Linked DNA regions of Homo sapiens: all the other regions are linked to region 4. The links are chromatin loops, found by intact Hi-C in ENCODE. Cell type or tissue: ascending aorta. All regions are shown on one strand. Each heading gives the region's core, and the rest is flanking DNA. Links, peaks and the distances in the headings are about the cores only.

Region 1 (6,028 bases), core at 700-5,699, 180 kb before region 4:
CCTGAGCACTTCACCTTTTACTTGGCACCTCTGCAGGCCTCTAACAGTGTATTCCATACTGGTCTGTGATCATATTTTGATATTGCTCTTTTCTATTAGACTATAAGGGTCTTAAGGGCAAAGATAATTTCTTTCTCGCCTTCTTTGTCTTTGGCTTGATGAACTCAACTATTTTAAGTTCTTTGCAGTATAGCCTTCCTGAAAGTTGTAATGTAAGTGGCTAAAGTCATTCCTCAAAACTCTATGAAACTTTCAGACAGCTTTAAACACTCCTCCCTGTGTCATTTTCACCATAGGTGTGTAGCACTCCCAATCCCAGGTTCCCCTGGGCTTTCTGTAACAGAAAGCATCTTTTTGGATTTTGCCCTGCCCAGGTTGAGCTCCTGGCTTTAGACTTTCTCTTTCCTTATTAAAATTGCTTCTTTCTAGCAAGCTCTTCGACCCAACTATCTAGCGATTAATTTAATAAATTAGTCTAGTATTTCCAAGAGGGTGTGGTAAATTATTTAAGGTAGTATATGGACAAACTATTTTAATAGATATAACTAATTTTATTGTTTTTATGATTTATATAACTAACACATGAAATGAATAGTTTAATAGTTACTATTGCTTATGAGAAGGCTGAAATTCAAAAACTAAGTTAGTTTAAAAAAATGTTAAATAAGGATACAGGTAACACACAAATGTAACACCCAAAACAAGAAGAGAAATCCTCAGATATGATGATGGTCAGTTCTATGTGCCAATTTGTCAATGCTGTTGCACCAGTGATTCAATCAAACACTAATCTAGGTGTTGCTGTGAATGTGTTTTGTAAATATGAATAGCATATATAATTAGTTACTTTTAAGTAAAGGAGACTATCATCTCTAATGTGCTTGACCCTGACTCTGTCCACTGAAAGTCCTTGAAAGCACAGGTGAGCTTTTCTTGACAAGGAAGAAATTCTTCCTGTGGACTGTAGCATCAACTTCTGCCTAACTTCAAGCCTGCCCTTCCCAATGGTCTACCCTGCGGATTTCAGACTTGTCACCAGCCTCCACAATCATAAAAGACAATTCCTTGCACAGATAGATAAGATAGATAGATAGACAGATAGGTAGATAGATATCCTACCAATTCTTTTTATCTGGTATAACCCTGAATGATATATCCAATGACTGAAGTTTTGCTTAAGGTTTTCCTGGCCTACAGTAACTGCATATTAACTCTAACTTTCTGGAAATAATGCTTAGAATCAGAACTTGACTTTATTGTCAACTATTATTGTTGTAAATAAAAGTGAGATATTAGTATTCAAAACTTGACAAGATACCATTGCTCCCTTTTCCTGCTTTTACCCACTTTATTTGTATTGGCTTGTGGATAAGAGGTCCCTGCCAAAATGTGTCAACTGGCATAGGAAGAGTAATTTATTTCAGCTAGCATATGTAACCTGACTCAGTAAAACGGTGCTGGTACTTGATAACCACATGTGCTGTCAAAATAGAGGTGCAGCTTAGAATCCTAGGATCCTGGAGAATTCAAGCTCCACCAAGCTCTCATCAGAATAACTTGAAATGTTATTTAAAATGGTGTTTCCTAGACCATCCGTCTCAGTTCTGCTACAGAAGACCCAGATTTTTACAGGCTTCCCACATGATACTTACAATGCTTTAGGAGTTCCCTAGTGGACCTGCAAAATGGTTCTGTCTTTACATTTTTAAAATTTTAGGATTCTGTAACATAGTGTATTTGAGAAATCTCTGTTATAGCTACAAGGACCCCAATATTTAGAATCCACTTAACTAGTCTGTGTTAGGTTGATTTAGTGACCCCAATTTTTTACTCCTCCCTATATCACACCCTTGCCATAGTAACTTCATAAATGAAGTATATTTTCACACTGCTTGGTACTAAATACTCATGAATGAGGCATATTTCCACACTCCTTGGCTTAGGGATTGGTCATGTGACTTGCCTTAGCCAATGGCAGGTTGTCCAAAATTGACCAGTGGACCCTCAATGTAAAACAAAGCCACCCCAGCCACCATGGCCTGAAACTGAGCCTCCCCAAACAACACACAGCTCTATGAGGACAAATAATTATTATTTTAAGTTCCTGAGTTTCAGAGGTGGTTTATTACATAGTGTTATTGCAGTGATCACTAAATGATACATAAACTAATTCCCTAACAGTATGGAGGAGGCAACTGAGGAACTAAGAAGCAAAGTGACTCCTACAGAGCCTTAATCCAAAGGAAAAACTCAAAATGGTAGGACTTTCATAGCAGGCCAGAAGAACACATTGATAAAGAGGTTTTCTTCTCCTTTTTTTGAGACGGAGTCTCACTCTGTCACCCAGGATGGAGTGTAGTGGTGCGATCTTGGCCTACTGCAACCTCTGCCTCCCAGGTTCAAGCGATTCTCCTGCCTCAGCCTCCTGAGTAGCTGGGATTACAGTCACGTGCCACCATAACTGGCTAATTTTTTTTGCATTTTTAGTACAGGCAGGGTTTCACTATGTTGGACAGGCTGGTCTCAAACTCCTGACCTCTGGTGATCCACCTGCCTGGGCCTTCCGAAGCGCTGGGATTACACGCATGGGCCACCACACCCAGCTGATAAAGAGGTTTTCAACATCCTTCCTTCCAACCACATGAAGTAGGCTAGCATCTTCAGATTGATACACCTTTGGAGTAGCAGCATCTTTCCCATCCACAAAACATCACCATGCTGCTCAGCCATGGAAACAGCTGAAGTTCAGTGGGACCACCTTATGGTCTGTAAGATGGGAGGTTGGTGTCCTTCCACCTCCTCCAATGACCTCAGTTCAGTTACTTTCAAACAACCATATACTAGCTGTTGAGTTAAAAACAAATACCACTAAGCCTTATTGCCTTGAGCATGGCATCTTTTATGCCAACCATTAAGATTTATATATCCAAATGCCTTTATTTAATACCTCAAGAAAACATCTTGCCTATTGGACAATTACCTACAGTAGTTAATTTTGATGGAAGGAAATTAGAGTAGAACTGTTTATTATAATCATGTCCAATTAGGACTCAGATTTGGAATTGCTCACTAAGACTCAAGAGTGTTTGAGCTGATTCATTGATTACAATGCTATGAAGAAATTACAAAAGGAATCTAAATGCCCTTGAGAACCTAAGGGACATTTGTTAATGCCAGTACATGTCACAGAGCCTGGAGCTTTATATTTCCACAGGGTTTCTTGGAAACCCTATTTTGCCAAATACCTTGAATTCACGCCCAAGCATTCTTCCTGTTCACAGCCACATGGTGGACCCAGTGCTGAAGGGAGATTAACACTGCAGTTTTCTTGCACAAGGCTCAGACTACACAATACTAAAAAATAAAAAGATAAACATGATTCTAGGCACATTCCGTGCCTCATCTCCATGGCCCAGTTCCTGTTATCCATAAGTAGTTTTAAAATAGTCCACGTTGTTCAGTCCTGCAAAATCAACAGCACTGGAAAGTTGGCAGGTATACTTGTTTAAACAAAGCTCCCAAGTTTTCTGCTGGCAGGTGTTTCCAGAGTTCTTGGAGCACAATTCTTTGGATAGGATATTTGCCAATATACATAGCAACAGGAAAGAAAAAGTGTTTTCCTTTACCACATTGGAGACACTGAAATGCCTTAGATGCAAAGCTGGATATTCAGTTCAGAGGGTTTTTTTGGCTGCAGGTCAAGAATAAATAATAATGAGATCCAGCATCTCTCTGCTCAGAACTCTGATGGGCTTCAGAGTGGAATGAGATCACTTATCAAATTGGCAACAGGTCCTCTCTGGCCATCTCCGTATAGTTTGACCCAATGAGTTTGGTTCTCCCTTCTTTGTCAATTCCCCTGTCTCCTGAATGTCTCATTCTCAAACTAATTTTGCTTGAAATTGTGGCTGGAGATGGTATGTTTGAAACTTAATATGATGAACATAGAACAGGTAAGACATTATTCTTCCCCCATTCATTCCTAGTCATTGATTTTAGTTACATTTTTAAGTCCAGCTTTCCAAAACTGAAACATGGGACTGCTTTAAAAGCACATGACTAATTTCATAATCTGTTCCTTTGCAGTTGGATTGGTTCATAGTTGCTTCCCTCAGATTCATTCTCTGAGCCATTCAATTAAGATCAGCCTTGGTGCTGGAACCCCACAAGAGAGAAGTAATACCTTGTCTCTTACCCTGAACTGCAAAAAACTAAATAGAAGATTAAAAAAATAATAATAAGCAAAGCAAGACTAAAGTCTGAGGAGGGGAAACACAAGCAAAGTAGGGAAAGGTCTGGGGGAGAAGTTTTTAAAACTTAAAGGAAGTCAAAATGTTTCTGGCTTAGAAGGTACTTAATGGTCATTAAATTGTAACTCAGTGAAAATTAAGAGTTTTAAGTTCCGCCTACAAAAATGTAGAATACCAGGCAATACTAAAAGTTACTGTAAGTCTTTTTTTTTAGTTACGTGCTAATGGAAAATGTGTATTGAATTTAAGTTCTTTCGTTTTTGTATTAACTGGCCTCATCTTGGGGTTCAATTAATGCCTCTGTCTGTATGATAACTTTCCTTCATTTCCCTCATAGTGTCTTGTCTTTAGTATTTTGAGAACTTTCTTATAAGTTTCCAAGCAAAGATACTCTTATAGATGTTCTGGGTTCCGAATGGGCCATTTCAGTAGAGTCTAGATGTAGCTGAGGGCCTTCTCTCAGAAAATTCATCTGTTTTGGGAAAAAAAAAAAAAAAAAAAAAAAGCCTGGGTGCAGTGGCTCACTCCTGTAATCCCAACACTTTGGGAGGCCGAGGCGGGCAGATCACTTGAGGTCAGGAGTTCAAGACCAGCCTGGCCAACATGGTGAAACCCCATCTCTACTAAAAATACAAAAAGTAGCCGGGCATGGTGGCACACAACTGTAGTCCTAGCTACTTGAAAGGCTGAGGCGGGAGAATCATTTGAACCTGGAAGGTAGAGGTTGCAATGAGCCGAGATCACTCCACTGCAATCCAGCCCGGGCAATAGAGCAAGACTGTCAGAAAAACAAAAACAAAACAAAAAAACAACTAGCCATTCAATTGACAGAGAGAAAACTAATTTTTTTCTTCAGTTTAACTGTAGAACCGTGGCTACAAAAAGAAATCACATTGGTCAGATTCTGAGTTTTTTACTTCAGGAAGACATCTGAGGAAATAACAGTGATTAATAATATAAAACTTGATCAGATAGACCTGAGTTTACATTCCTGCTTTTTACCTACTTGCAGGGTGTTTTAAAAAATAAGGCTGTCAGTTCAATAATGGTGTTGCCTCTCCTAGCTGTGATAATTCGATTCATTTATTAAAATCTCTGGGCTTTGGTTCCTCAGTGATAAAACAGTCAAGATGAGTAGATGTGATTGGAAGAATTAAATGAAGTAGTATAGTCAAGAGCAGACCCCATAAAGGCGATTTGATTAGAATGGCCACAAATATTTGACTGCAACTTTAAGATCACCATACTTTTTAACTTTTATGTGTTTTCTTTCATGAGTACTAAATATCTATTGTAGGGAAATTAGAAAATACAGAGAAGTAAAAATAATGAGAATTACTTAATCACTTATAGAATCACTTGCCAGAAATAATTATTGAGAATTCGATTAAATCCTATCAGACTTAATCATAAAAAATCAAAATGACATCAGATTGTCCCTGAAATGTTTAATTTTCACCTTTTAGAGTATCTGCCTGATCTCTTTTATGAAAGTGAGTGAAGAAAGTCATAAGAAATTGATTTCTAGGAGGTAAACCAGGAGAAAGAATCCTGAGAAGATTTGGGAGGAAATGAACTTACTGTTTGTTTGTTTTCACAAAGGAAGAAATGTTGCGAATTCCAGGCAGAATATTGTTTTCTGCCAGATCCTTTCCGGAAAAGGCAATAGTGCTAAGGCAGGGTTTCTCTCAGAAAAATAGCAAGCCCTGAAGGATTTCTATTGGGTAGGTTTCACTAAAAATGAGGAATCAATATTGTTTTTATTGTCAGCTCCCAGT
Region 2 (6,028 bases), core at 382-5,381, 250 kb before region 4:
CAGGTTTGCAACTTTGACTCTGATGGAGGAGGCATATGTGTTCATAACAATTACAAGAGGGTGTGATACGTTTTATTAGAGCTGGAAGGTGACTTCGTTTTGTTCTCCCAATCATATTGAAGGGAAAACCCCATAGCACAGCCGTTAAAACCATGAGCTGCAAGCTCAAATTGACATGAAGCTTTAATACCAGCTCTGTCACTGGCTACATGTGTGCCTTTTCATAATTACTACTATTATCAAATCCCTCTTGAGTTTCAGTATCTTTATCTGTAGCACAGGGTTGGGGTGGAGAAGGGTGTAGCAATGGGGGATTATCATAAGAACTAAACCAAATAATACAGGCAGATATGTACTTAGGGCTTAGAAGACAGTAAGACTTAATAAAAATTATTTTCTCCTTTCATTATCCTTCCCATTTCACCAGTGAAAAATCAGGCCCAGGTATCTGTGCCTTGCCTAGGTTTGCAGGAGCTGATGAGAACAAAGGCAAAACTTGAACTCACATCTGATATGGAGCTCAATGCCTTTCCCTGGGCACAAGAGATGAAATTGTTGAAGCGACTCTGTCATGTTGTATGACCAGAGAGATGCACTGCTGTGTTCCAATGTTTTCCCTCTCCACATTTATCACTGACATTTGAAACTTCTTCTTTTCCTCACTTTGGAGATTACAGACGTTCCTAAATATCACAGACTGTCTTCCATTGACTCTCTTTTAAATCTGCTCACAGAAGAGCAAGATTTAAGTTTGTCCCTACCCTAAGGAAGGCCTAGTGAATCAGAGAATAACACGTTTTTTTCCTTCCATCCACATTCCATATGCCAAGAGATCCAGCATGTGAAATCCCATTGAAAATTCGCTTTCTCAGTCATTCAATAATCCAAATAGCTTTTTTTTCAGTATTTGTTTATGTGACAGGCACTGTATTAAAGGTTAGGGTTATAGCTGGAAAAGATAAAATCCTTGCCCTCAGAGAGCTTATATTCTGTTAAGGAAGTAAAAAATAAACATGGAAGCAAATAAATATATTCTGTATTTTTAAGCAGTAAAAAGTGCTGTAAAGAAAATAAGGCAAGGTAGTAAGATGAAGGGTGAGGGCCGGGCATGGTGTCCCATGCCTGTAATCCCAACACTTTGGGAGGCCAAGGCAGGTGGATCATTTGAGGTTAGGAGTTCCAGACTAGCCTGGCCAGCATGCTAAAATTTCATCTCTACTAAAAATACAAAATTAACCAGGTGTGGTGATGCATGTCTGTAATTCCAGTTATTCTGGAAACTGAGGCAGGAGAATCGCTGGAACCCAGGAGGCAGAGGTTGCAGTGAGCCAAGAGAGTGCTGCTACACTCCAGCTTAGATAACAGAGTGAGACTCCATCTCAGAAAGAAAAAAAAAAAAGATGAAAGGTAAGGGTGGAGAAGACTGGTTTGAAATGAATGTTCAGGAAAGACCTCTCTGACACAGTCACTTCGAAAAGAGACCGAAATGAGAAGATGAAGCCAGCCATTTACATTTGTAAACAAGGATATAGCACGTGCTAGGAAATATGGCCTTAGCTTGTTCAAGAAACAGACTAGAGAGTAGCCAGTAGGGCTGAGGCACTGTGAACAAGTGGTACGAAATGGGATTCCCAGAATGAGGTAAGGGCTAGATCAAGAAGAGTCACCCAGGCCAAAAGAGAGAGTATGGATTTTATTCCAAGTGTGATATAAAGTCCTGAATAGTCTTAAGGTTGATATCAGCCTTTGTGACTGCTTTGTGGACAATGGATGACAGGGAGACGAGGGTAGGAAAAGGAAGACCCAGCTAGGAGTCAACTGCTATAGTCCAGGTCAGATATGCTGGCGAGTTGGACCAGAGTAAAAAAAAAAATCTCAAGTTTTCTGTGAACTAAGGAATTATTTTGTATTAACATTATTTAACATTTGAGACTTTACTTGAACACTTTATAAAGCAGTGATCCTATATCAAGGATATGGTAAAACCTGAGTCTTCAAGGTTTAAAATGAGGTGACACTTAAGAGGGAAATACACTTTGAGGCTCCTCTCACAATTTGACTTCTAAAATGCCTACACCTCAGAGAAGCACCTTTTGAAGTCTACGCTACTTGAGTCCTTGTTCTAAAATCTGGCATTATTTCTCTTGTTTATTAAAAATCTAAGTGATACAAATTTTGTGCTGACCTTTTTCCATTATTTTGAGAAACATAGAATATCCTACTGTTCACAAATCAATAATCCTAGTTTGACTCAATTTTGTAAAATTCTCTCTCTCTCTCAGACACACATACATACACCAACACACAAAACAAACTATTAGGTTTCAAAGAATACTCACAAATGGTCCCTTTGCTAGAAGAAAAAGGTAAGTTGTGAGAAAAGCTTCCTTGAAGAACTTCCATCAGTTAGAGTGATAGAATATCCTGCAAGTATTCAAAGAGCAGAAATGATTTTCACATACTGTCACTCGGCAAGTTAATGTATGTGTAAAAAAGGAAATACCTATTCGCCAAGAAACAAAATCCTCTAAATTGCTACTGTCTTTGGCTATATTTTGAAGAATAAACCACAAAAATGAGCAATACCCAACAATTGATTTATGGCTTCTACTCACAAGCCATTCAAACCGCAGACATTCAGCATTAACTGCTACAGAGATAAATCTGGTCAACAACTTGATTGGCCTCTGGGAAACCATCGTGGTAACAGATGAAGGCCCTCTTTTGCCTCAGACTGAAGCAAGGTTGCAATGTTGAGATTAATTTTTATAGGCATATAATCTTCCTCTTTATTAAAGTTATTAATATTTTCTTTCACTGAAAGATACTACAATATTGTCTAAACTAATCTTAAACCAAGAGGCCTCATGGAGGGAGTCCAGGAAAGGTTTGAAAAAAATACATTAGGTCTCTTAAACTCTAATGTCATCTGTAAGTGCATTTCTTAGAGGCTAAGTCCCATTCCTTTTAAGTACACAAGAGTGTATGACTTGAAACACATAAAAACAACTGCCTTAAAACCAATAAAGCATCATGTTTTCTCTTTCCTTTTAGTCCTTCAAACTCCAAATTTTAAAAATAGATTCCATCCGGTGGAGGCAGCAAAACATTCTGTAGCTAAACATGACCTGAATAATTTTCAGAGGTCTAAGTAGAAAATCTTCATCTTGTATCCAAGACAAACAACAGGGCATGGGGTAATAGAGCAGTCCAGGGAGAAAAACATATCCAAAGAGCTGAAGCGTGTCACACCATTTGGAGGATTATAGGAAGTTTTTGCTTTCAAGGTGATTATAAAGCTTGTCTTTGGGGTGTATGTGCACTGTCTTTGGAGACCACTCCCCCTACCCTTAACACAGAGTGCTTCTAATTTCATGATCTTTAAATCAAGAAACAGCTATGTTTCAATGTTTGGATGCTGTCAGTTTCTGTGACATATTGTGTCAACATGGTGTCAAAAAATGTGGCAATTGGATAGACTAAATTTTTCTGTAACCTTGTGGTTCTTTTTGACACACACACGCACACACACACACACACAGACCCTCATAAACACACCTGTTCTATGAGTGATGGCATGTGCCAGTTCCAGGAGATAGTGTAGTGGGCTTACTAAGCCCATTATGCTATGCAGTTATAATTCAAATATCTACTCACTGTCCTTGGGAAGGCCTAATTCAGGCTGAGATATTAAATGTTCTGTTTACATGTTAGAATTCCTTCTGTAAGAAGGTTGTGTGTTCTTAAGAAATGATAATTGAGGTGATGGATATCTCAATTACCCTGATTTGATCATTACACATTGTATGCATGTATCAAAATATCACATGTACCCCATAAATATGCACAACTATTATGTATCAATAAAAAGAATTAACTTTTAAAAAGAATATTATTTGTTCTTAAAGTGTATGTGTCTTTTTTTTATTATACTTTAAGTTTTAGGGTACATGTGCACAATGTGCAGGTTAGTTACATATGTATGCATGTGCCATGCTGGTGTGCTGCACTCATTAACTCGTAATTTAGCATTAGGTATATCTCCTAATGCTATCCGTCCCCCCATGTGTCTTTTAAAAGTAGCTGCTTATTGATTAGGAGACCAAGCCACATCAGGAGGAACATGTAGACCTGACAGAAGAAATGCTGGAGGGTTAGTTTCAAAGAACTATTTTCTTTGAAGATTGTTCAATTTCCCCCTTAAGGTATCATTTTAGTTTGAATTAACCAGACAGAAAATAAAATGGTGAGTACTGTGATTACCTAATGTAAACATGGAAGGCCAGTTTACATTCTTTGAATGGAGATGGCTATTTCCCATGAAGAACATGAATGTCCTCATTTCTACAAGTCCTAGGGAAGAAAAAACAAAAGACAAGTCCCCCATTGAGGGAAATGAGGACTCTTTTTCCTTCTTCCTGAGCTCAAGAGAAAGTTGGGAGCCTATCTTCAAAGCAGCATAGAAACGACCAGAGCATCCATGTGGAGGGACATGAGGGTGGCCCCTGAAACATCGAGGCAAACCAAAGCCAAGGGAAGAGTCAGGGAAGGGAAAAGCCATAGGACAAAGACTCAAAATTATTGTTCAGAATCCAATCATATTCTCTGCGTTGTAGTTTCCTGCTGTTGTTTTCCAAACCTTGGTCTTAATTGTCCTTTGGGGAATTAATAGAGATGCCTGTTCCATTGTTAGGGTGAAACAGTACTGAGGAAGGAGATATGAAGGAGATGTCTGGTACAGTTGACAAGTGAAAACCATGTGGGAATCATAGAACATGTAAACAATCCCCTGGCATTCTCCGATATGCCTGGAGGGGGGATAAAATAAAAGACCAGACTTTCCACAGTCACTCAGGACAACAAGTCAGATTGTAGATATTTGAATATTAAAGGAAAAAGAGACCATAAAGAACTTGGTTATGTAAGCATATACTGGAGAGGGGAGTGCAACAAAGACTCTAGGGTTCAGTTACTACTAATGGCAGATTTCATCTCCTGAGCACCTACCCACCATACATCACACAGCTTCCATAAACTGCCTCATTCAGTCCTCACAAGAACATGATGGGTATTTTCTAATTGACAGAAAACAGTCTCAACCCACTTCATTGACTCTCTTACATTTAACTTTTCAAAATCCCAAACTGATAAAATCATTCAGTCGTGAAATGGAACCAGGCAATCTTTGGAGCTAGACACACCAGGCTCCACATTCTTGCTCTACCATTTATTAAATCAAGACTGTGGGCGATAGAATTAACCTACTCAGATGTGAGTTTTCTTTTCTGTAAAGAGACAGTAATAGAAGTACATTGTGTGGGTTACGTGAAATAACACCAGTATCCCTAAAAATGTACATTCCCTTTTCACTTCTTTCTTTACCTCCAAACCTTACATAAAGTGTTGTCTGTCACCTCTGGCAGTGCATCTCAAACTTCGGTAAGCACAGAAACCACCTGGCAACCTTCTTAAGATGCAGATTCTAGGTCAGCTGGTCTGAGATTCTGTATTTCTCACAAGCTCTCTGGTGGTGATGGTGCTGCTCATTTTCAGACCACACTTTGTGTGATGAGTACCTTTGGCATAGCTCTAAATGCCTTTCCCCAGAATTCACTGTTTGGTCCTAACCTGCTCTTCTACTGCCAGTACCTCTCCTTCCTCTCAGTCCTTGATTCCTGATTCCATTAGCCACTGTTGAAACATAGCTCATATTTCCACATCTGCTTTTATTATTATTATTATTAATCTTCCTATAATATTTCAAGATTCCAATACATCTGTTGTCTTCTTTCCTTGAAAATGCCCTAGTAACATTTAACAATCCCGTTCAAATGCTACTCTCAAAATGAGCCTTTTGATTTTACCACCAGCAGCAGCACAACCATGCAGAATCAAGCTTTTTCCCATGCTGCCAGAGCATTTTGATGCTTCTGGTAACATATGAAGCACATTTTATTATACTTAGTCACGTGTTTAACATATGCACTGGCCTTATACAAATATAGATGTCATGTCAAAAACCATGTCT
Region 3 (6,028 bases), core at 582-5,581, 650 kb before region 4:
AGCTTTTTATCATGTTTGTTGGTCACATGTATGTTTTCTTTTTAGAAGTATCTGTTCATGTACTTTGCCCACTTTTTTTTTTTTTTTCTTGTACATTTGTTTAAGTTCCTTATAGATGCTGGATATTAGACTTTTGTCAGATGAATAGACTGCAAAAATTTTCTCCGATTCTGTAGGTTGTCTGTTTGTTAATAGTTTCTTTTGCTGTGCAGAAGCTCCTTAGTTTAATTACATCACAGCCAGGCACGGTGGCTCACACCTGTAATCCTAGCACTTTGGGAGGCCGAGGCAGGCAGATCACCCAAAGTCAGAAGTTTGAGACCAGCCTTGCCAACATGGTGAAATCCCATCTCTACTAATAACACAAAAGTGAGCCAGGCTTGATGGTGGGCACCTGTAATCCCAGCTACTTGGGAGGCTGAGGCAGAAGAATTGCTTGAACCTGGGAGGCAGAGGTTGCAGTGAGCCAAGATCACACCACTGCACTCCAGCCTGGGTGACACAGCAAGACTCTATCTCAAAACAACAACAAAAAATTAGTTTAATTAAATTTTATTTGTCAATTTTTGCTTTTGTTGCAATTTGCATCTTTTTTGCAATTGCATGTCTTCATCATGAAATCTTTGCCCATGCCTATGTCTTTGTCATGAAATTTTGCCCGTGCCTATGTCCTCAGTGTTATTACCTAGATTTTCTTCTAGGGTTTTTATAGTTTTAGGTTTCACATTTAAGTCTAATCCACCTTGAGTTAATCTTTGTATGAGGTGTAAGGAAACGGTCCAGTTCCAGTTTTCTGCATATGGCTAGCCAGTTCTCCCAGCATCATTTATCAAATAAGGAATCCCTTCCCCATCGCTTGTTTTTGTCAGATTTCTCAAAGATCAGATGGTTGTAGATGTGCAGTCTTATAAATGAGTTCTCCATTCTGTTCCATTGGTCTATGTGTCTGTTTTTGTACCAGTACCATGCTATTTTGGTTACTGTAGCCTTGTAGTATATTTTGAAGTTGAGTAATGTGATACCTCCAGCTTTGTTCTTTTTGCTTAGGATTGTCGAGGCTACACGGGCTCTTTTTTGGTTCCATATGAATTTTAAAATAGCTTTTTTCCATAATACCTATGTCAATGGTAGTTTAATGGGAATACCAATGAATCTATAAATTACTTCGGGGAGTTTGGCCATTTTGACAATATTGATTCTTCCTATTTACGAACATGAAATGTTTTTCCATTTGTTTCCTCTCTGATTTCCTTGAGCAATGCCTTGAGTAGTTCTCCTTGAAGAGGCTCTTCACTTCCCTTGTTAGCTGTGTTCCCAGATTGGCACCACATGGCACTTACTCGAAAATTGATCACATACCTAGAAGTAAAACACAGCAAATGCAAAAGAACTGAAATCACAAGGAACCATCTCTCAGACTACAGCATAATCAAATTAGAACTTAAGATTAAGAAACTCACTCAAAACCACACAACTATGTGGAAATTCAGCAACTTGTTCCTGAAAGAGTCCTGGGTAAATAATGAAATTAAGGCAGAAATCAAGAAGTTCCTTGAAACTAATGAGAACAAAGAGACAACATACCAGAATCTTTCGTATGCCGCTGAAGCAGTGTTAAGCGGGAAATTTATAACATTAAATGCCCACATCAAAAAGCTAGAAAGATCTCAAATCGACACTCTAACATCACAACTGAAAGAACTAGAGAACCAAGAGCAAACAAACCCCAAATCTAGCAGAAGACAAGAAATAACCAAGATCAGAGCAGAACTGAAAGAGATATAGACATGAAAAAGACTTCAAAAAATCAACAAATCCAGGAGCTTGTTTTCTGGAAAAAATAAATAAATAAAATAGACTGCTAGCTGGACTAACAAAGAAGACAAGAGAGAAGAATCAAATAGGCAAAATAAAAAATGATAAAGGTGATTTCACCACTGACCCTCAGAAATACAAACAACCATTGGAGAATACTCTAAACACCTTTATGCAAATAAACTTGAAAATCTAGAAAAAATGGATAAATTTCTGGATACGTACACCCTCCCAAGACTGAAGCAGAAAGAAGTTCAATCCCTGAATACCAAGAGCGAGTTCTGAAATTGAGGCAGTAATATATAGCCTACCAACCAAAAAAAGCCCAGAAAAAGACAGATTTACAGCTGAATTCCACCAGAGGTAGAAAGAGGAGCAGGTACCATTTCCTCTGAAATTATTCTAAACAATTGAAAAGAAAGGACTCCTCCCTAACTCATTTTATGATGCCAGCATCATCCTGATACCAAAACCTGGCAGAGATACAACAACAATAAAAGAAAACTTCAGGCCAATATTCCTAATGAACATCAATGTAAAAATCTTCAATAAAATACAGGCAAATGGAATCCAGCAGCACATCAAAAAGCTCATCCACCATGATCAAGTTAGTTTTATCCCCGGATGCAAGGCTGGTTCAACATATGAAAATCAATAAATGTAATTTATCGTAAACAGAACTAAAAACAAAAACCACGATCATCTTGATGGACACAGAAAAGGCCTTCGATAAAATTCAACATCCCTTCATATTAAAAACTCTCAATAAACTAGGTTTTGAAGGAACATACCTCAAAATAATAAGAGCCATATAGGACAAACCCACAGTCAATATCATACTGAATTGGCAAAAGCTAGAAACATTCCCTTTGAAAATCAGCACAAGACAAGATTGCCCTCTCTCACCACTCCTATTCAACATAGTATTCGAAGTTCTGGCCAGGGCAATCAGGCAAGAGAAAGAAATAGAAGTTACTCAAATAGGAAGAGAGGAAGTCAAATTGTCTGTTTACAGATGACATAATCCTCTATCTAGAAAACCCCATTGTCTCAGTCCAAAAGCTTCTTAAGTTGATAAGCAACTTCAGCGTAGTCTCAGGATACAAAATCAACGTGCAAAAATCACAAGCATTCCTATATACCAACAACTGACAAGCAGAGAGCCAAATCATGAATGAACTCCCATTAACAGTATTATTTATGAATAGGGCCCAAACCTACAATGGTTGTGAAAATGGGCAAACATGCTGCAAATCAAGCTTGCATTCACAATAGGTCTCATTTTTGGTGGTGGTGTTATTTTACTTGTTTGTTTGTACAACATCATTTCCAATGATTCCATTTAAGTAGGCATTTCTCTTACTGGTAGTAAATTTTAGATTATGTGGTTAAAAACACCAAACAAGTCATAAGACTAAGTTATCAAAGACAAAGTTTAGAAATGTTACTACTTCTAAAACTATGGAATTGGGAATTACCAGAATTCTTTTTAATAATTTTTTTTAAAGCACACCTCAAAAATGTATCTATAGAAGCCTCAAATTCTGAACAAATCAACATAGGATGAATATTCAAAAGTAGGGGACTTTCTATTCATTGAAAAATCAAAACAAAACACACACACGCACACACACCCCCCAAAACAGCTGGCATTACACTTCATGGAAGTCTTTCAAATCCTAGGACACATCTGTCTAAAATGAATCTAGATTTCTTTGAACATTGACACTTGGTTTTAAGGATTAAGAGACACGATAGTGATTCTGTTCCACCAGAGGGCACCACAGACTACAATCCAGCAAGCGTGCTTGTGGGTCTGGGTACATAAACTCAATAATTTAAAGCAGCTACTTCTAGGCTTTGCATTTTTCTAACATAGAGAGATTTTTAACTTCAACAATGAGTATTATTGATTTTTCAATAAGGTAGGATTTATTTTAAACACATTAATTTCACTATACACTTCTGAAATTTTTACCCCCACATGGAAAACAAACAAAAATAAAATGGAAACAGTAGCTTAATCTTACATGTATATGTGTACTTCCATGAGGTTATTTATTTCCAAGTCCGGTAATGGAAAGCTGTTTTAGATACAGTAACTCTATGACAAAGTCCACCTAAAATTTTGCCTCTTGGGATTCATCTGGGAAAAGTATTTGGAATTTGTGGGTTCTGTAGAACAGGTTCTAATATCCAAGGAAACTACAAGAAGCAAGGCTTTCCCCTCCAGATGTTTCTTAGCACTAGAAATAAAATGTGTCCTTCCATTTCCAACTCAGTAGGGCTTTGAGAAACTCCTGCCGCCTTCAGCACAGAGGATGCCCCAGCCCATCGCCTATTGAAAATCCAGGCTTTGCCTCAAATCTCTGACAATCAAATGCTTTCAAGCTATTCTTTAGTTTGCTTCAAATGCTGGGCCTATAAAGACAGATTTACTTATATTCCCTTTGTACTCTGAGGAGCAAATTTTATCAGCTGAAAGCTCGCTTGCAGTCTCCTTTGAGTGTTCAGTAAGCCAAACTGCTTGTGAAGTATAACCCCCATGACTGCTTTCCACAGACTGATTAGGACTGAAATAGTGAATTTGAAAATGCAGCACCAGTTGAAATTCATGGGCTGACAGAGGATCACAGCTGATCATAATTTCTCATGTGAAAATGTGATTTCCCTCCCCCTGTTTCCTCTTGGTAAGCTGCTGAAAAGTATTAAGTGAGTTTCCTAGCCTGTGGTCAGGGATGTCTGCACTTGTGCTGCTGGGGAGACACAATTAGGAGGAACAAAGGTATCAGAACTCCAGGCTCTGACTTTTTAGGCTTACCAAGAGATAGCTTTCAGGCCTATGAACTGATGAATCCTATACCAAGGGGTGCAGGAGGAGGGAAGCAAATACTCTTAAACAGCTTAAGCCTCTCCCCTAGTTTAATATATTTTCCACAATCACTTTGGATAACAACATGATCTTGTATCTAATGCTATCTCACAGACAACACAGCTTTGAGGCTGAGTGGTCATCGAAATCCTGAAAGCGCCCTCCCACCTTCCCGGAGACTCTGGATAGTTACCCTAATTGTTTCTATTTTTATATAGCAATTAACAAATTACTAAAATTTGTTAAGAGAGTAAGTCCGAATGTTAAATGTTGCTACCAAAAAAACTGAAACAAAGGAATATAAGAAAAATAAATATTTTATAATTTTAAAAAATTATTAAACCATTTAAATATATAACTAAATGGATATTCCACAGAGCATTTAATTACTTTGTTAGCAAACATAATTTTTCTTCTGGCTCCCCTCCCCTTTCCCACAATATCATGTTTTTCTTATTCTAATCCTGCCCAATGCTACACTATTTTACATTTTCTACAAAATCTAAATCCTCCCCTTACAAAATTTAATTTTATGAGAATTCCTGCCTGCTACATGTTTGAGCGATTTAATGGGGAACATGGCCTCTCACACTGGGGCCCCAGATTAACGTAAATAGTAAATAGAATTGGCAAGTTGTAATTGATAATTCAAAACTCTTGGTATGGGCATTCAGTCTGAGTAAAGCAGTATATTCTTTTGCACTGGAATTACAGAAAACCAGTGTGCTTACATTGATCAGAATCTATTTGGTAATTAAGTGTTTCTGACTCATATAAATAGGAAACGAAATGGTTACTAAGAAAATATATGGAGTTCTCCATCACCCATTCATCCCTACTCTTCTAATTGCTCTCTGGCCCTCCTTCCCTTCAAAGTATTTAAGGATTTGAAAGAGATGTTTGTTATTCATTCATACTTCTCATTTCCCACTTTCTCCACAACCCCCAGAGATTGATTCCTGCTTCCAAACCTACTTAATCCTTGTATGTGAAAGCTACCAATGACTTTCTAGTTGCCAAGATCAACATAGAAAAGTTTTCCTGTCCAAATTCGATTTGCCTTTCTCTAACATCTGGCATCATAGAGTTTCTTCCTTCACTGATTCTCTCATCTGATTTAACTTTCTGTCTCTGGTTGTTTCCTCTCTGCCTCTTCCTTCCTCCTTTGCATATGTTTACACATTCTCTTGGGTTCCATGCCAATTCTTTCTTAGTCTATGCGCCCCCTAAATCACCTAATCCTGACTTCAACTACCATTTAAGTAATGACATTATTGAACGTTTTCTCTCGTTCAGATTTCTAATTCAGCTGGACATTTCTGTCTCCTGAATTTCCCCACC
Region 4 (6,028 bases), core at 717-5,716:
CTGACCCACATAGGCAGCTGTTTCACAGGGTTCAACCCAATGTTGTTGGAGAGGAATGGAGCATCCCAGAGGTCATCCTTGGCAGCTCGTAGAAGCTGCTACTGAATCACTCTACAAAATGTGTGGCCTATAGAAAATGAAACCATGCTAATGCCTGCATACAATTCTGACGGGGGTAATCAGCCCTGTTAAAATAGAACAGTGTATATGACCCAACTATATGACACTCTGGAAAAGGCAAAAACTACAGAGACAGTACAAAATCAGTGGCTGCCAGAAATTTAGGGGAATGGAGGGAGGGATGAATAAGTGGAATGCAGGGAATTTGAGGGGCAGAGAAACTATTCCGCATGATACTATAATGGTAGATACATGTCATTATACATTTGTCAAAACCCCTGGAATATACAACACCAAGAGTGAACCCTAATGTAAACTATGAATTTGATTGATAATGATACGTCAGTGTTAGTTCATCAGTTATAACAAATGTACCTCATAGATGCATGCATGATGTCAAGGTGGAGAAGGCTGTGCCTTTATGGGGAAGGGGTTTTGTGAAAACTCTCTGTACTTTCCACTCAATTTTGCTGTGAAGCGAGAACTTCTCTAAATAGAAAGGTGTTGAAATGATATTAAGGGCCACTACATGGGGAATTTTCAGGTGTTGGGAGTGTTAGTGTACCCCAGAAGCCCAGCAGAGGATCATTGTGCTGTCAGGACCTATTGTGATCAGATAGCACCAGAGCCAAAAAGTATGGTAGGTTTTGAGCACAGCTGCCACCAGCACAAACCCCCCACCACCCTTTCCACATGGAACTGGCTGGCCTGCAGCAGCAGGCACTCAGTCAGCACATGTTAAATGCACAGGCACTTTTGGACCCTGCTTGCACTCACTATAGCAACAAGGTCAGCAGGCCACCTTGCCTTCCGCGGAGCCCACCAACTCATGGTGCCCTTTGGATCTCTTTCCCGCTACAGGGCATCCAGATGGTGTGTGAGACGTTGACTGAGTGCTGGGACCACGACCCAGAGGCCCGTCTCACAGCCCAGTGTGTGGCAGAACGCTTCAGTGAGCTGGAGCATCTGGACAGGCTCTCGGGGAGGAGCTGCTCGGAGGAGAAGATTCCTGAAGACGGCTCCCTAAACACTACCAAATAGCTCTTCTGGGGCAGGCTGGGCCATGTCCAAAGAGGCTGCCCCTCTCACCAAAGAACAGAGGCAGCAGGAAGCTGCCCCTGAACTGATGCTTCCTGGAAAACCAAGGGGGTCACTCCCCTCCCTGTAAGCTGTGGGGATAAGCAGAAACAACAGCAGCAGGGAGTGGGTGACATAGAGCATTCTATGCCTTTGACATTGTCATAGGATAAGCTGTGTTAGCACTTCCTCAGGAAATGAGATTGATTTTTACAATAGCCAATAACATTTGCACTTTATTAATGCCTGTATATAAATATGAATAGCTATGTTTTATATATATATATATATATCTATATATGTCTATAGCTCTATATATATAGCCATACCTTGAAAAGAGACAAGGAAAAACATCAAATATTCCCAGGAAATTGGTTTTATTGGAGAACTCCAGAACCAAGCAGAGAAGGAAGGGACCCATGACAGCATTAGCATTTGACAATCACACATGCAGTGGTTCTCTGACTGTAAAACAGTGAACTTTGCATGAGGAAAGAGGCTCCATGTCTCACAGCCAGCTATGACCACATTGCACTTGCTTTTGCAAAATAATCATTCCCTGCCTAGCACTTCTCTTCTGGCCATGGAACTAAGTACAGTGGCACTGTTTGAGGACCAGTGTTCCCGGGGTTCCTGTGTGCCCTTATTTCTCCTGGACTTTTCATTTAAGCTCCAAGCCCCAAATCTGGGGGGCTAGTTTAGAAACTCTCCCTCAACCTAGTTTAGAAACTCTACCCCATCTTTAATACCTTGAATGTTTTGAACCCCACTTTTTACCTTCATGGGTTGCAGAAAAATCAGAACAGATGTCCCCATCCATGCGATTGCCCCACCATCTACTAATGAAAAATTGTTCTTTTTTTCATCTTTCCCCTGCACTTATGTTACTATTCTCTGCTCCCAGCCTTCATCCTTTTCTAAAAAGGAGCAAATTCTCACTCTAGGCTTTATCGTGTTTACTTTTTCATTACACTTGACTTGATTTTCTAGTTTTCTATACAAACACCAATGGGTTCCATCTTTCTGGGCTCCTGATTGCTCAAGCACAGTTTGGCCTGATGAAGAGGATTTCAACTACACAATACTATCATTGTCAGGACTATGACCTCAGGCACTCTAAACATATGTTTTGTTTGGTCAGCACAGCGTTTCAAAAAGTGAAGCCACTTTATAAATATTTGGAGATTTTGCAGGAAAATCTGGATCCCCAGGTAAGGATAGCAGATGGTTTTCAGTTATCTCCAGTCCACGTTCACAAAATGTGAAGGTGTGGAGACACTTACAAAGCTGCCTCACTTCTCACTGTAAACATTAGCTCTTTCCACTGCCTACCTGGACCCCAGTCTAGGAATTAAATCTGCACCTAACCAAGGTCCCTTGTAAGAAATGTCCATTCAAGCAGTCATTCTCTGGGTATATAATATGATTTTGACTACCTTATCTGGTGTTAAGATTTGAAGTTGGCCTTTTATTGGACTAAAGGGGAACTCCTTTAAGGGTCTCAGTTAGCCCAAGTTTCTTTTGCTTATATGTTAATAGTTTTACCCTCTGCATTGGAGAGAGGAGTGCTTTACTCCAAGAAGCTTTCCTCATGGTTACCGTTCTCTCCATCATGCCAGCCTTCTCAACCTTTGCAGAAATTACTAGAGAGGATTTGAATGTGGGACACAAAGGTCCCATTTGCAGTTAGAAAATTTGTGTCCACAAGGACAAGAACAAAGTATGAGCTTTAAAACTCCATAGGAAACTTGTTAATCAACAAAGAAGTGTTAATGCTGCAAGTAATCTCTTTTTTAAAACTTTTTGAAGCTACTTATTTTCAGCCAAATAGGAATATTAGAGAGGGACTGGTAGTGAGAATATCAGCTCTGTTTGGATGGTGGAAGGTCTCATTTTATTGAGATTTTTAAGATACATGCAAAGGTTTGGAAATAGAACCTCTAGGCACCCTCCTCAGTGTGGGTGGGCTGAGAGTTAAAGACAGTGTGGCTGCAGTAGCATAGAGGCGCCTAGAAATTCCACTTGCACCGTAGGGCATGCTGATACCATCCCAATAGCTGTTGCCCATTGACCTCTAGTGGTGAGTTTCTAGAATACTGGTCCATTCATGAGATATTCAAGATTCAAGAGTATTCTCACTTCTGGGTTATCAGCATAAACTGGAATGTAGTGTCAGAGGATACTGTGGCTTGTTTTGTTTATGTTTTTTTTTCTTATTCAAGAAAAAAGACCAAGGAATAACATTCTGTAGTTCCTAAAAATACTGACTTTTTTCACTACTATACATAAAGGGAAAGTTTTATTCTTTTATGGAACACTTCAGCTGTACTCATGTATTAAAATAGGAATGTGAATGCTATATACTCTTTTTATATCAAAAGTCTCAAGCACTTATTTTTATTCTATGCATTGTTTGTCTTTTACATAAATAAAATGTTTATTAGATTGAATAAAGCAAAATACTCAGGTGAGCATCCTGCCTCCTGTTCCCATTCCTAGTAGCTAAATCCATTTGCCTCATTTGGTTATTTTGCAATTTATGCAGAAAACGTCACCAAGTAAATAATCTCCAACTTTTTCATACTGTCTTTCTCAACTGACAGTCTCACAGTCCTTAAAAAAAAAAAAAAAAAAAAAAAAAAGTCACAGAAGCTCAGTAATATGAGATGAAGCAGATGCTGCTCATGGCCTGCCTGCCATGCTGGCGTCCTGGCATGATGTCCCTCTGAATGCCCAGAAGACCTCTTCCCACAGTCTCAGGAGCTGCCTCTATCCACATGGCTGTTTCTTGCAGGGATTTTCACAGCCAGTGTTTCTACCGCTTCTTCTATTTTCTCTATTCCTCATACTAGCAAGCTGTTGGCTCTCTTCTTGACTCTTGTCATATTCCATGCTTCCCTTTTCTACCCAGATACCACATCCATTTGGTGCTTTTAATTGATTTACATGAATGGTGAGATGAATATGCCTTAGGAAATTGTCTCCTGGTCATTTCTTGTGACAAAGTGCACGAGATTTTCTGCCTGAACTTCATGCTACCTGTTTTGGAATCTGAGAGATTCTGTAGCTTCTTCTTAGTTATCGACTGGGTTCTAAATAGTTAATGTCATAGTGCCTGCACCAGGGTATTTCAACCTTAGCACTGCTGACTTATTTTTGCATTGGATAATTGTGTGTTGGGAGGGAGGGAAGCCGTCCTGTGCACTGTGGGATGTTTAGCAGTATCCCTCGCCTCCACCCACTAGATGCCAGTAGCACCCACCCCACAGCTGTGACAACCAAAAATTTCTCCAGACATTGCCAAATGTCCCCTGAAAGACAAAGTTCCTCTCAGTGGAGAATCACTGAGCTAGATGATGTGGTCCTACTGTGGGCCTTAGTTATAGTCTTGTCTTTATTAGTAGCAATTTTAGTGGTTACTAACTGTAGAGGTTACCTGCTCCTCTATTTGCCAGCTTTGTGATCTGGGCAAATTACTTAACCTCTCCATGCCTCAGTTTCATCATGTGTAAAATGAGATTTTACAAGCCTCATCCTATACAAGATAAAATTGTGGTAAGAAGACACATTAGGCTTTTGAAGATGGGTCTTGAACTTTTTGGAAAGCCTTCACTACATGCTGGCCAGTGTTAAGTTGGTTTAGTATGCCAAGGACTGCTTAGGCAAAGAAGCAGATTTTTAGGTACAAACCTAGAGAGCATTTACAACAGAGGAAAATGGGTACAGTCCCCAGGTCTGCAGGACAGGAAACGTGGGTCCTGTGTGAACACATAATCGGGGGAGAGCGCTCATTCACTGAGTACTCGCTATGCCATCGGATTGAATCCTCCACTAGCTCGGTGAGGTACATACTATGCCCATTTAACAGATGAGGAAACAGATGGTCAGAGAGCTCAGATAAGAAGCCCAGGGTCTCACCATGTAGAATCTGGATGCAGGGCCAAGTTGTCTTGGAACTGGAATTTGGAACACCTGACATGCTTGGTTCTTTATTTCCTGCTGTTTCCTGAGGGAACTGACCTGCCCAAGCAGGACCAAAAGGCTACCCCATGAAGAAAAGCTCTGCTACTGGATCATTGTTCTCATCTCTCTCTGGGTCTCTGCTCAGTGGAGGCAGAAAAGGTGCTTTTCCATTTCTATTGCCTGACTTCCTCTCCATTCACATGGTAAGTGTTGTCTACATGCTTGCTGAGAGAACAACTGGAAGATGAGTGAATGTGTGTAGACTGTGTTTCCTAATGTGTGAAATGTGTACTGGTATCTGAGATGATTTAAGATTGTGCCACCTTTATAAAAATAGATCCACCTTTATTTTAGTGGATCATTAACATACATTAGAAAAAAATCATTAACACAGCCTGGGCTTTCACAAATAATATTGCTTGAAATATGGCTGAGTTTAAAAACTTGAATTGATTATTAAAATACATTAAGTAGACGACACTCATGCATGACAACTACAGGAGGTGTTAATAGGAATAATTGAAGTTAGGGAGCTCTACCCAAGGAGGCAAATTCATATTAATTCCTAACATTTATTGAGTACTTGGTAAGTGCCAAACACTATTCTCTGTTTTACCTTATCTGCTTAAATCCTCTCAACAACCCTGCGAAGTATCTTACCTCCATCTTATAGAGGAGGAAACTGAGGCAGAGAGCAAGGTCTAGCTAAGGGTCGCAATCATTAGCATGAGAATTTGAACTGAAGCAGTTGGACTCCAGGGATCAAACCCCCACCTTGAACACAAGATAAAGCTGGAGTTAGGGGGTAACAACGTGGAGCCTCTGGAGAGCTCAAGGGTTTTTGATTCAACAGTCCAAAATGAGGAGG

The links. A loop is a pair of places that touch in the nucleus more often than their neighbours do. Peaks named below come from ENCODE experiments on the same cell type or tissue, not always from the same donor. Only the 100,000 strongest peaks of a DNase experiment are listed, where the experiment ranks them.
Region 1: it touches region 4 in a loop (5-fold over the local background); 44 of 110 quality-filtered maps call a loop at or near these places.
Region 2: it touches region 4 in a loop (3-fold over the local background); 31 of 110 quality-filtered maps call a loop at or near these places.
Region 3: it touches region 4 in a loop (12-fold over the local background); 52 of 110 quality-filtered maps call a loop at or near these places.

What each region holds. Positions count from the first base shown.
Region 1 is chr3:30,515,005-30,521,032 of GRCh38, forward strand. LINC01985 (long intergenic non-protein coding RNA 1985) reads left to right here and starts at 3,864. Exons shown (of 3, transcript NR_147054.1): 1 at 3,864-3,953. In ascending aorta, for the core only: a CTCF peak has its summit at 3,252; a DNase peak (open chromatin) is centred at 3,407; H3K27ac peaks cover 4,656 bases.
Region 2 is chr3:30,441,333-30,447,360 of GRCh38, forward strand. All of the region lies in intron 4 of LOC101927995 (a long non-coding RNA gene), which reads left to right. LOC105377013 (a long non-coding RNA gene) reads right to left here. Exons shown (of 4, transcript XR_940683.2): 2 at 2,340-2,424. Among named protein-coding and RNA genes, the nearest start is that of LINC01985, 75 kb to the right of the region's middle. In ascending aorta, for the core only: a CTCF peak has its summit at 3,094; no DNase peak of the experiment used is centred there; H3K27ac peaks cover 4,297 bases.
Region 3 is chr3:30,038,852-30,044,879 of GRCh38, forward strand. No RefSeq gene overlaps it. Among named protein-coding and RNA genes, the nearest start is that of RBMS3-AS1, 110 kb to the left of the region's middle. In ascending aorta, for the core only: a CTCF peak has its summit at 3,591 (motif pointing right); a DNase peak (open chromatin) is centred at 3,600.
Region 4 is chr3:30,690,439-30,696,466 of GRCh38, forward strand. TGFBR2 (transforming growth factor beta receptor 2) reads left to right here. Exons shown (of 7, transcript NM_003242.6): 7 at 982-3,704. The coding sequence ends at 1,161. Among named protein-coding and RNA genes, the nearest start is that of TGFBR2, 87 kb to the left of the region's middle. In ascending aorta, for the core only: a CTCF peak has its summit at 3,275 (motif pointing left); no DNase peak of the experiment used is centred there; H3K27ac peaks cover 2,172 bases.